Linked DNA regions of Homo sapiens: region 1 is linked to region 2. A link is an interaction called in ENCODE POLR2A ChIA-PET data of the cell type or tissue named here. Cell type or tissue: MCF 10A. All regions are shown on one strand. Links, peaks and the distances in the headings refer to the core of each region. The heading gives the core; the rest is flanking DNA.

Region 1 (4,389 bases), core at 197-4,196, 150 kb before region 2:
AAACCTGAAACTGCTGAATTAGTTCCTTTTGCATTGCTATGAAGGAATACCTGAGGCTGGGTAATTTATAAAGAAAAGAGTTTGGGAGGCCAAAGCAGGCGGATCATGAGGTCAGGAGTTTGAGACCAGCCTGGCCAACATGGTGAAACCCTGTCTCTACTGAAAAAAAAAAAAAAATTAGCCAAGCATGATGGCGGGCACCTGTAATCCCAGCTACTTGGGAGGCTGAGGCAGGAGAATTGCTTGAACTAGAAGGTGGAGGTTGCAGTAAGCTGAGATCTCACGACTGCACTCCAGCCTGGGTGACAGAGCAGGACTCTGTCAAAAAAAAAAAAAGAAAAGAGGTTTATTTGGCTCACAGTTCTGCAGGCTGAACAGGAAGCACAATGCCAGCATCTGCTGCTGGTGAGGCTTCAGGAAGCTTCCAGTCATAGTGGAAGGTGAAGAGGGAGCTAGTGTGTCACATGGCAAGAGCAGATGCAAGAGAGAGAGGGGAGAGGCCAGGCTCTTTTAAACAATGAGATCTGGTAGGAACTCATAGAGTGAGAACTCAGTAATTACTGCAAGGACAGCACCGAGCCATTCATAAGGGATCCGCCTCCAAGACCCAAACCCCTCCCTCCAGGCCCACCTTTAACACAGGGGATCACATTTCAACATGAGATTTGCAGGGAGGAAACATCCAGATCAGGCCGAGCACGGTGGCTCACACCTGTAATCCCAGTATTTTGGGAGGCCGAGGTGGGTGGATCCCCTGAGGTCGGGAGTTCAAGACCAGCCTGGCCAACATGGTGAAGCCCCGTCTCTACTAAAAACACAAAAAGTAGCCAGACGTGGTAGCTGGTGCCTGTAATCCCAGCTACTTGGGAGGCTGAGGCAGGAGAATCACTTGAACCCAGGAGGCAGAGGTTGCAGTGAGCCGAGATCAAGCCACTGCACTCCAGCCTGGGCAACAGAGCAAAACTCCATCTCAAAAAACAAACAACCCCAAAAAACATCCAGATCATACCAACTGTTCTCCCCAGCAACTACAGCACAGAAGGCGAGAGGACAGGAACGAAGGCATGAAGGCACGGAGAGAAGGCTTGGAAACCAGAACATACACATGGGACAGGATGCGGTGACAGAGAGCCCGTAGAGACCTCTGACTGAACGGTGCTGGAGATAAGCTGTCATGCTCGCTTTAGAGAAGATCGCAGCTTGGAATCAGACAGAAAGAGGGCATTGGAAAATGGAGACCAAGACAATCCGTCAGAAAATGATTTGAAGAAACGATCAATGCGGTTAGCTTAGACGATTCTTTAAGAAGGCTTGAGGGAGAAAAGCCAGATAAAAGCCACGTGAAGAAAATCAAACAAACGAAGCGCTTCCAGTTAAAATGAAGAGTCTGCAAACTGAGCCAGCATCTTTGCAGTCTGCAAGGCCACAGCTTGCAAGTGAGACTCAGAGGCTTTAGGCGAAACTCCCCAACCTGCCTGCCCTCCATAAGAACATCAGGAGAAACTCGCAGAAAAGTCATCGAAGAGGAAATTTACTGCTTAGAAATGGAGAAGACACTTTCCAGTGCGCCTGAAAGCGTCAGCCACACACCCGAGAAGCGCGACTCTGCAGAAAGATGCCCAAGACCTTGGGAAGAACCTGGAGGGAACCGCCTCCTCCTACGGAAACCACTCAAGAAAGGTGGCTGGAGGAGGCGGAGCTTGTAGTGAGCCGAGATCGCGCCGCTGCACTCCAGTCTGGGCGACAGAGCGACTCCGTCTCAAAAAAAAAAAAAAAAAAAAAAAAAAAAAAAAAAAAAAAAAAGGTGGCTGGCAGCTCTTTCCACGGAGAAAAAGCTCATTAAACTAAGAAATGAAAGTGACTGCAGTAGAGAGAAACTGGGGGAAGCGGAGTTTAAGTTCTAGCATTTCCCGAAGGGCCCTTTGTCCCTGCACGGCCCTGGATGACTGGGGACCTGGGCATCATCAGGTCCCCAGGGAGGAGGTGGGCCAAGCTGTGAGGGTTCTCAGACCCAGAGCCACATGCAGGCATAACTCAGCGTTCACAGCAGCTGGCCCCGCAGCAGAGGATGTTTGCCTGTTTTTTCCCTTTAAAAGTAATTTTGAGCTGGGTGCGGTGGTTCACGCCTGTAATCCCAGCACTTTGGAAGGCCGAGGTGGGCGGATCACCTGAGGTCAGGAGTTCAAGACCAGCCTGGTCAACATGGTGAAACTCCATCTCTACTAAAAATACAAAAATTAGCTGGGCGTGGTGGCGCATGCCTGTAATTCCAGCTACTTGGGAGGCCGAGGCACAAGAATCGCTTGAACCTGGGAGACGGAGGTTGCAGCGAGGCGAGATCACACCACGGCACTCCAGCCTGGGTGACAGAGCAAGACTCTGTCTCAAAAAAACAAAACTGTATTTCCTAAAATAGTGTTCTTTATATATTTGATAACTTTTTGAAAAAGAGATGAGGTCTCGCTCTGTCGCTAAGGCTGAAGTGCAGTGGTACCATCATAGCTCACTGTAACCTCAAACTTCTGGGCTCAAGAGAACCTCTCGCCTTAGCCCCCTGAGTAGCTGGAACTGCAGGCATGTGCCACCACACCCAGCTAACTTTTTTGTTTTTTGTAGATACAGGGTCTTGTTATGTTGCCCAGGCTGGTCTCGAACTCCTGTGCCCAAGGAATCCTTCTGTCTGCCTCAGAATCCCAAAGTGCTGGGATTACAGTCATGAGCCACTGCGCCTGGCCCATGTACTTGATGATTTTAATATAATCCTTGTAAATACATTTTTTTCATTGGCCCTCTGGAATGAAATAGTTAAGTATGGTAATTTGATTGAGACAAAAGATCCACTGTTGTACTTAATCTTAGCCAAAAGGCCGAGAAGTGATAAAAGGTCCTCTATGGCTTAAACCATAATTGAACTTTGACATGCCCAGATGGAGACAGGAGAAACCATAAAGAACATTTCTATATGCTATGCACTGTTATCAGAACTACATAAAACACCCTAATATTTACCTCAAAAGAGTTTTGCAAACCGTACCAAAAAAAAAAAACCCAAAAGATACTCCTAACTGAACCTATCAGTAGTTTTATTCATTTTTCAACAAATTCATAGGCTAAAGGAGTTAACATTTTCCTACCATTACTTTCTTGTTTTAAGTTTCTTTTTTAAAAATAAACATTATTCTGCTTATAGTATTCTTTGTCACTTAAATGCTTAAAAATTGTATACAATAGAAGAGTTCCCTAGAAAAAAAAAATAAATATCATTTTCAGGCCCACAGTGTCCGCTGAGGGTGCCATGGAGTCCTTCAAGGGCCTTTCCCCAGGTTTAATATAATCCTTCCAGTTGGAGAAACAGAGAAAAAGTAATTTTCTAAAGGAACACAGCAAATACAAGCATACCTTGGATATATTACAGGTTCAGTTCCAGACTACTGCACTAAAGCAAGTATCGTAAAGTAAGGCCCACGATGTTTTTGGTTTCCCAATGCATATAATAGTTATGTTTACAGTGTACCAGAGTCTATTAAGTGTACAAGAGTATTGATAGCATTGTGTCTAAAAAACCTAATGTACATTAATTTACACATATGTGGTTGGGCGCAATGGCTCATGCCTGTAATCCCAACATTTTGGGAGGCCGAGGTAGGCAGATCACTGAGGTCAGGAGATGGAGACTAGCCTGACCAACATGGTGAAACCCCATCTCTACTAAAAATACAAAAATTAGCCAGGTGTGGTGGTGTACGCCTGTAGTCCCAGCTACTTGGGAATGAATATTCCAGATCCTTTGTTGTCATTTCAACAATGTCCATGGTGTCTTCATCAGGGGGAGATTTTGTCTCAAGAAGCCACTTTCTCTGCTCATCCATAAGGAGCAACTCCTCATCCACTCAAGTTTTATCATGAGATCACTCACGGCTTCAGGCTCCACCTCTTATTCTAGTTCTCTCTCTTTTTTTCTTTTTCAACTTTTCTTTTAGATTTAGGGGCCACGTGTGCAGGTTTGTTACTTGGGTACTTTGCATGATGCTGAGGTCTGGGGCATGACTGATCCCGTCACCTGGGCACTGAGCATAATACCCAACATTTTTCAACACTTGTCCCCTTCCCTCTTTCCCCCGTCTAGTAGTTCCCAGTATCCATTAGTACTTTTATGTCCATGAGTACCCGATAATTAGTTCCCACTTGTAAGTGAGAACATGCAGTATGTGGTTTTTGTTCCCACATTTATTTGCTTAGAATCTAGTTCTCTTGCTGTTTCCACCACATGAAGCAGTTACTTCATCCACTGAGCCCCTCAAAGTCATCCACAAGGGGAGGAATTAACTTTTTCCAAACTCTTGTTCATGTTGATATTTTGACCTCCTCCAATAAATCATGAATGTTCCT
Region 2 (4,389 bases), core at 287-4,286:
GCAACTTCAACAAGAGAGAGATCTTTGTGGGTCACGGAGGAGGGCAAGTCTGGGGAGGGAAAAGCCTTCCAGGTAGGGACATCAATGACAGCAAAGCTCCCCCAACCTTTTCCAGAGAGAGAAAGATGAGATCCAGGCTAAGGCTTTTCCCAGGCTCCAGCTTTTGCACACTGTCCATGCATGGCTTTTGCTTTTTTTTTTCTGCCACGTAGACTGGAAACCCAAGTATAACTGCAGGGGATGTGCTATTTTCAGGCTGCCCAGCCTCTGAAGCCCCTTCCTTTGTTGGAAGAATTCCCCGCTTTATGAACCTTAGTGGGAAGTGGAGCCCACTTTTCACTTTGAAAGGTGTACATTCCAGATACTTACTCCCCCTAGCTTATCTTGAACCTTGGCGTGGCACGTGACTCGGACCTGGCCAGACACCACAGCCAGGATTTTGAATCTGGAGTGAATGACCCAAAGCAGCAGGGACTGTGGAGAATTCCTTTGTGGGGCAGCAGCAAGGCTTAGTGTCATGGATTTCAAATGAGAGTAGAGGGTCCTGGACCGTGTCGGCGTCCAGGTTCCAGGACCTGGTGCCACGGAGTCAGTGCAGCATGGTCTGATGTCTGCTGTTCAGTGGCAGAAGCAACAGGGATCTCCCTGGGAGAGGTCTGCAGGGTGATTTTGGCCATTGGTTCTAGCTGCACACCCTCCCAGCGCCTGCTCATTCGATAAGCCTGCTTCACCAGCCTTCCTCACAATCAGTAAGAAGTAATAGTCTTATATTCAAATCCACTAGAGTTGGTTTCTTTCGCTTGCAAATAAGGACTCTGATATAGTAATTAATACAGACCAAGCAAGGCCCCTGGAATTCAGGAAAGGGAAGGAAAATATGCATTTTCTGAGCATCTACTAGGTGCTTACTAGTGTTCTACAAAATTCAGCTAATGTTCCTAGATGTGCTTTTTTCCTGGATGCTTTGAGGATCTTGGAGTGATAATTTCATCTGTGCTGCCCAGACCTCTGAGAGTGCAGGGGCTGTCAGAGCCCTGCTTCATCAGCATCATTTCCAGGCCGAGGTTTCAGCATCAGCCTCCAGATCCCAGCCCTGGCAGGGACAGCTTATATGGCAGCTACAACTGTCCAGCAAAGACCCAAGACTGCCTGCTTTGGCCTGGTGAGCTAAATCCTCATTTCACTAACTTCTTGCGTTTTTTATTTTAATCTCTCTCATTTGGTCTCATGTCCTAAATCTCTTGGCTCAAGAAGCGACAAGTTGCTACCTTTTGTCCTCTATTTCAGGAAGTTTGTGTGACGGTTGTAGCAGCTGGATTCCGTCTGAACACATTCCAGCAATTTGTCTGCTGCAGGATCCTTCAGAGTGAGGCTGGCCACATCAGTCTGGTCAGCTGCATCTCTGAGTTTCAGAACCAGGATCAGGGAGTGTGGCTGGGATCGTTTGCATCAATTATAGCAATTGCTGTCCCTAGGCAGAGAGCATCTCATATTAATAGCTGAGTGGGTTGGCAAAACTCCTTTTTTTTCCAGAGGTGACTTTTGATATAACAAACTTTTATGTATTTTGTCTAGATGAATGAGGGCCCCAAATATCTTACCTGGGTTTTCCCTGGTTTAAGGAAATCCAGAAGAGAAATCATCCAAATAAATCAGCGTGATTGATCACATTCAAAAGGGTTCTTTTCTCTCTCTGCAAAAGGTTTCTTCACTGGGTTCTCTTAACTGTCAGGCCTTCTGGTGCAGTTGAGAATTTGTTTACAGAACTGGACATGACTAAGGGGAAGGAGGGCGGTCAGGGGCTGCCTGGATCTTCCAGCCCCTCCCAGCTAGAGTCACGGGTGCCTCCAGCTGTGTGCTGGAGCCTGGCCAGAGCCTGAAGCTGTCCTGACCAGCAGCCTCAGCTCTGTCCTTTGGGCACTGTGCACTGGCCTATGGACTCCTCCTTCCATCCTTTGTGAATTCGTGCATTTGGCCATTGCTTTCTTGGCACCCAGCGTATCTGCCAAGCACTCTGCTAGGCACTGGGGCTACACAGGCAAATCACATGGACGTAGCACGCCCTCTCTGAGATACCTTCAGCTATTGGACAAGTGGACCAGGGGAAGCAACATCAAGTAACTACCTGCTTGGGGAATCCAGGATGGGGGAGCTCACCTAGCTGAGAGGGGCTCAGAGCCCTAGAACACCCCATGGAGAAAGTGCCATTTCCTTGAAGACCTGAGAGATGAGCAGGTAGCCAGGGGAAGATGGCAGCAGAGCAAAGCCCAGAAGAGGCTGAAGCAGAGAGAAGGAATGGAGCCAGGAGAGAAGACAGGAGAGGAGTGGGGGAGCTCCTCACCAGCCTTCCTCCGTGGAGCTTCCTAACAACCCTGCGGGGTAGGACTCTTACTACCATCATCCCCATTTTATAAATGGGGAAACTGAGGCACAGAGCGGCCAGCTGACCTGCCCAAAGTCACATATCTTGTGAGTAGTGCAGCCATGATTTGAACCCAGGTCATCTGGCTCCTGAGTCCAACCACCATGCTGAGCTGCAGCTGAGTAACGGTGAAGGGTTTTAAGTCACAAAGCAAAATGAAGGTCACACTTGCACTTTTCACAGAGCTGCTCCTGCTGAAGGGGTTGAGGGTAGCACAGTGAGTCTCCCAGCATGGCCTGTGCTTTTAAAGTGCCCATGTGCTTGGTGCTGAGCTGGTTAGGGCAGGAGGGGGAGAGGCAGAAGAGTCCTCTGCACCATGGCTGCCTAGCTCTCCTGGCTGGTCACATTCCGACATTGTATCCAGATCCACCTTTTCGGGAGTCAGCCCTGTCCAAAAGCAATTCCAGCACAAACAGAAACACCTGTGCCTTCCTCCCCTTTCCCAGGGGCCCCTCCACTGGGCAGCAGGAAGGATGGAAACACAGACTGGCATGACCTCAGTTGCTGTCCCCACAGGGGTCCCTTTCACTCCATAGCCTTCTGGTGCCTGAGCCCACACTCATGTTTCCCTTCTCTCAACTCCCATAGCACTTATTGTGAGAAGCACACAATCAACTCCTGTGTGCATTGTTCTCTAGCTGTTTTGTGGTCATTCATCTCTTCAACTATCTCGAATTGTCTGGAGATGAGTCATAATTAGGGAGATGATTATGTACCAAAACTTAAAAAAATCCCAACTCTCATATATGTCCAGAGAGACAGAGAGAGAAGGTATATGTCTACATATAATATGAAGCAAAAAATATGAAATATAATGACCATTTTTTTTGTGATGATTAAGGCTAATTGCTGCGTACCTAGGGCCTGCCTGGGATATATGGGCCATGTACCCCGATGCTAACTGGCCCTGGCCTCTCCAGGTTTTTCATGAGCTCTTTATGGGTTTGTTGTCTCTGCCTTGTCCACTGATTGCCTTGCATAGACCATAGATATGGGCTCCTCAAAGCCCTAGCTGTTACTCTACTCAAAATCATCTGCGGAAATGTGGAGTAGATTTCAGATGAAGTGTCGGGACTAATTCTGCTCCCACCTTCTAAGTAACCACTTCTAGACTGCTGTGGACCAGGAAACCTGGTAACTGAACATCTTGCAACTGAAGAGAAAGGGGATCTTCCCTGCCTTTGCTGACCTCCAGGTTAGGCACCCACCTCTGTGCTCTCGGTCAAGCTCCTTCTAAGCACAGACTGTATCTTAATCATGCTGGAAACCCCAGCCCTTAGGACAGCATCTGGCACGTTGAAGATCTTTAAATATTTTGTGGAATGAATTAGCAGGAAATTGAGTCTGAGTGAGGGCCTGGAGAACACTCCTCTACGTCTTGCATGTGTGAGCATCAGTGTGTGATCTTGCGACAGCTTTCTGATGGCTCAGGGACCTTCTGTTCTGGCTTGAAGGTTCTGGGTGTATTCTTCCGAGCAGATGCAATCCTGTATCTACGGAACATCTGCTGAAGACACAGCTCTGCCTTGCGTGCTTTCCTTCTGTGACTTTACTATTCTAGTGACTCTGCATATGGTTGGGCACATACTAAGCACACAATGCCAATGGTCAGCATTATTGGAAATGCGTCCTGAATGGTCTGGATCCACTCTCCAAACAAGCCTTCACTGAATGCCTTCCGTGGCCCAGTAAAGTCACCAGGGACATGGAGGTCAGATGTAACTTCTCCCACTGGGAGGTAGCAGTCTGATGGTGGCAGTGGGAGAGGAGGGGAACCATGTAGACAATTAAAGGGAACAGACAAGGGACAAGAAGGCACCTCTTTCGCTGCTGGATGTGTCGAGCGTAAAAACAGAGCCTTCCGTATGAAAATAAAATCAGTTGCTGACTCAGGGGTAGATACATATTCATCCACCCACCAACCTCAAATAACTAAACATTGTTCCCAGGCCAGCAAACACTGGAGC

The links. Peaks named below come from ENCODE experiments on the same cell type or tissue, not always from the same donor. Only the 100,000 strongest peaks of a DNase experiment are listed, where the experiment ranks them.
Region 1: POLR2A ChIA-PET joins it to region 2 with 5 read pairs; 15 of 35 experiments call an interaction of 5 or more read pairs at or near these places.

What each region holds. Positions count from the first base shown.
Region 1 is chr2:9,784,468-9,788,856 of GRCh38, reverse strand. No RefSeq gene overlaps it. Among named protein-coding and RNA genes, the nearest start is that of TAF1B, 57 kb to the left of the region's middle. In MCF 10A, for the core only: no CTCF peak of the experiment used is centred there; no DNase peak of the experiment used is centred there.
Region 2 is chr2:9,636,134-9,640,522 of GRCh38, reverse strand. LOC105373418 (a long non-coding RNA gene) reads right to left here and starts at 1,778. Exons shown (of 4, transcript NR_187866.1): 1 at 1,602-1,778. In MCF 10A, for the core only: no CTCF peak of the experiment used is centred there; a DNase peak (open chromatin) is centred at 1,812.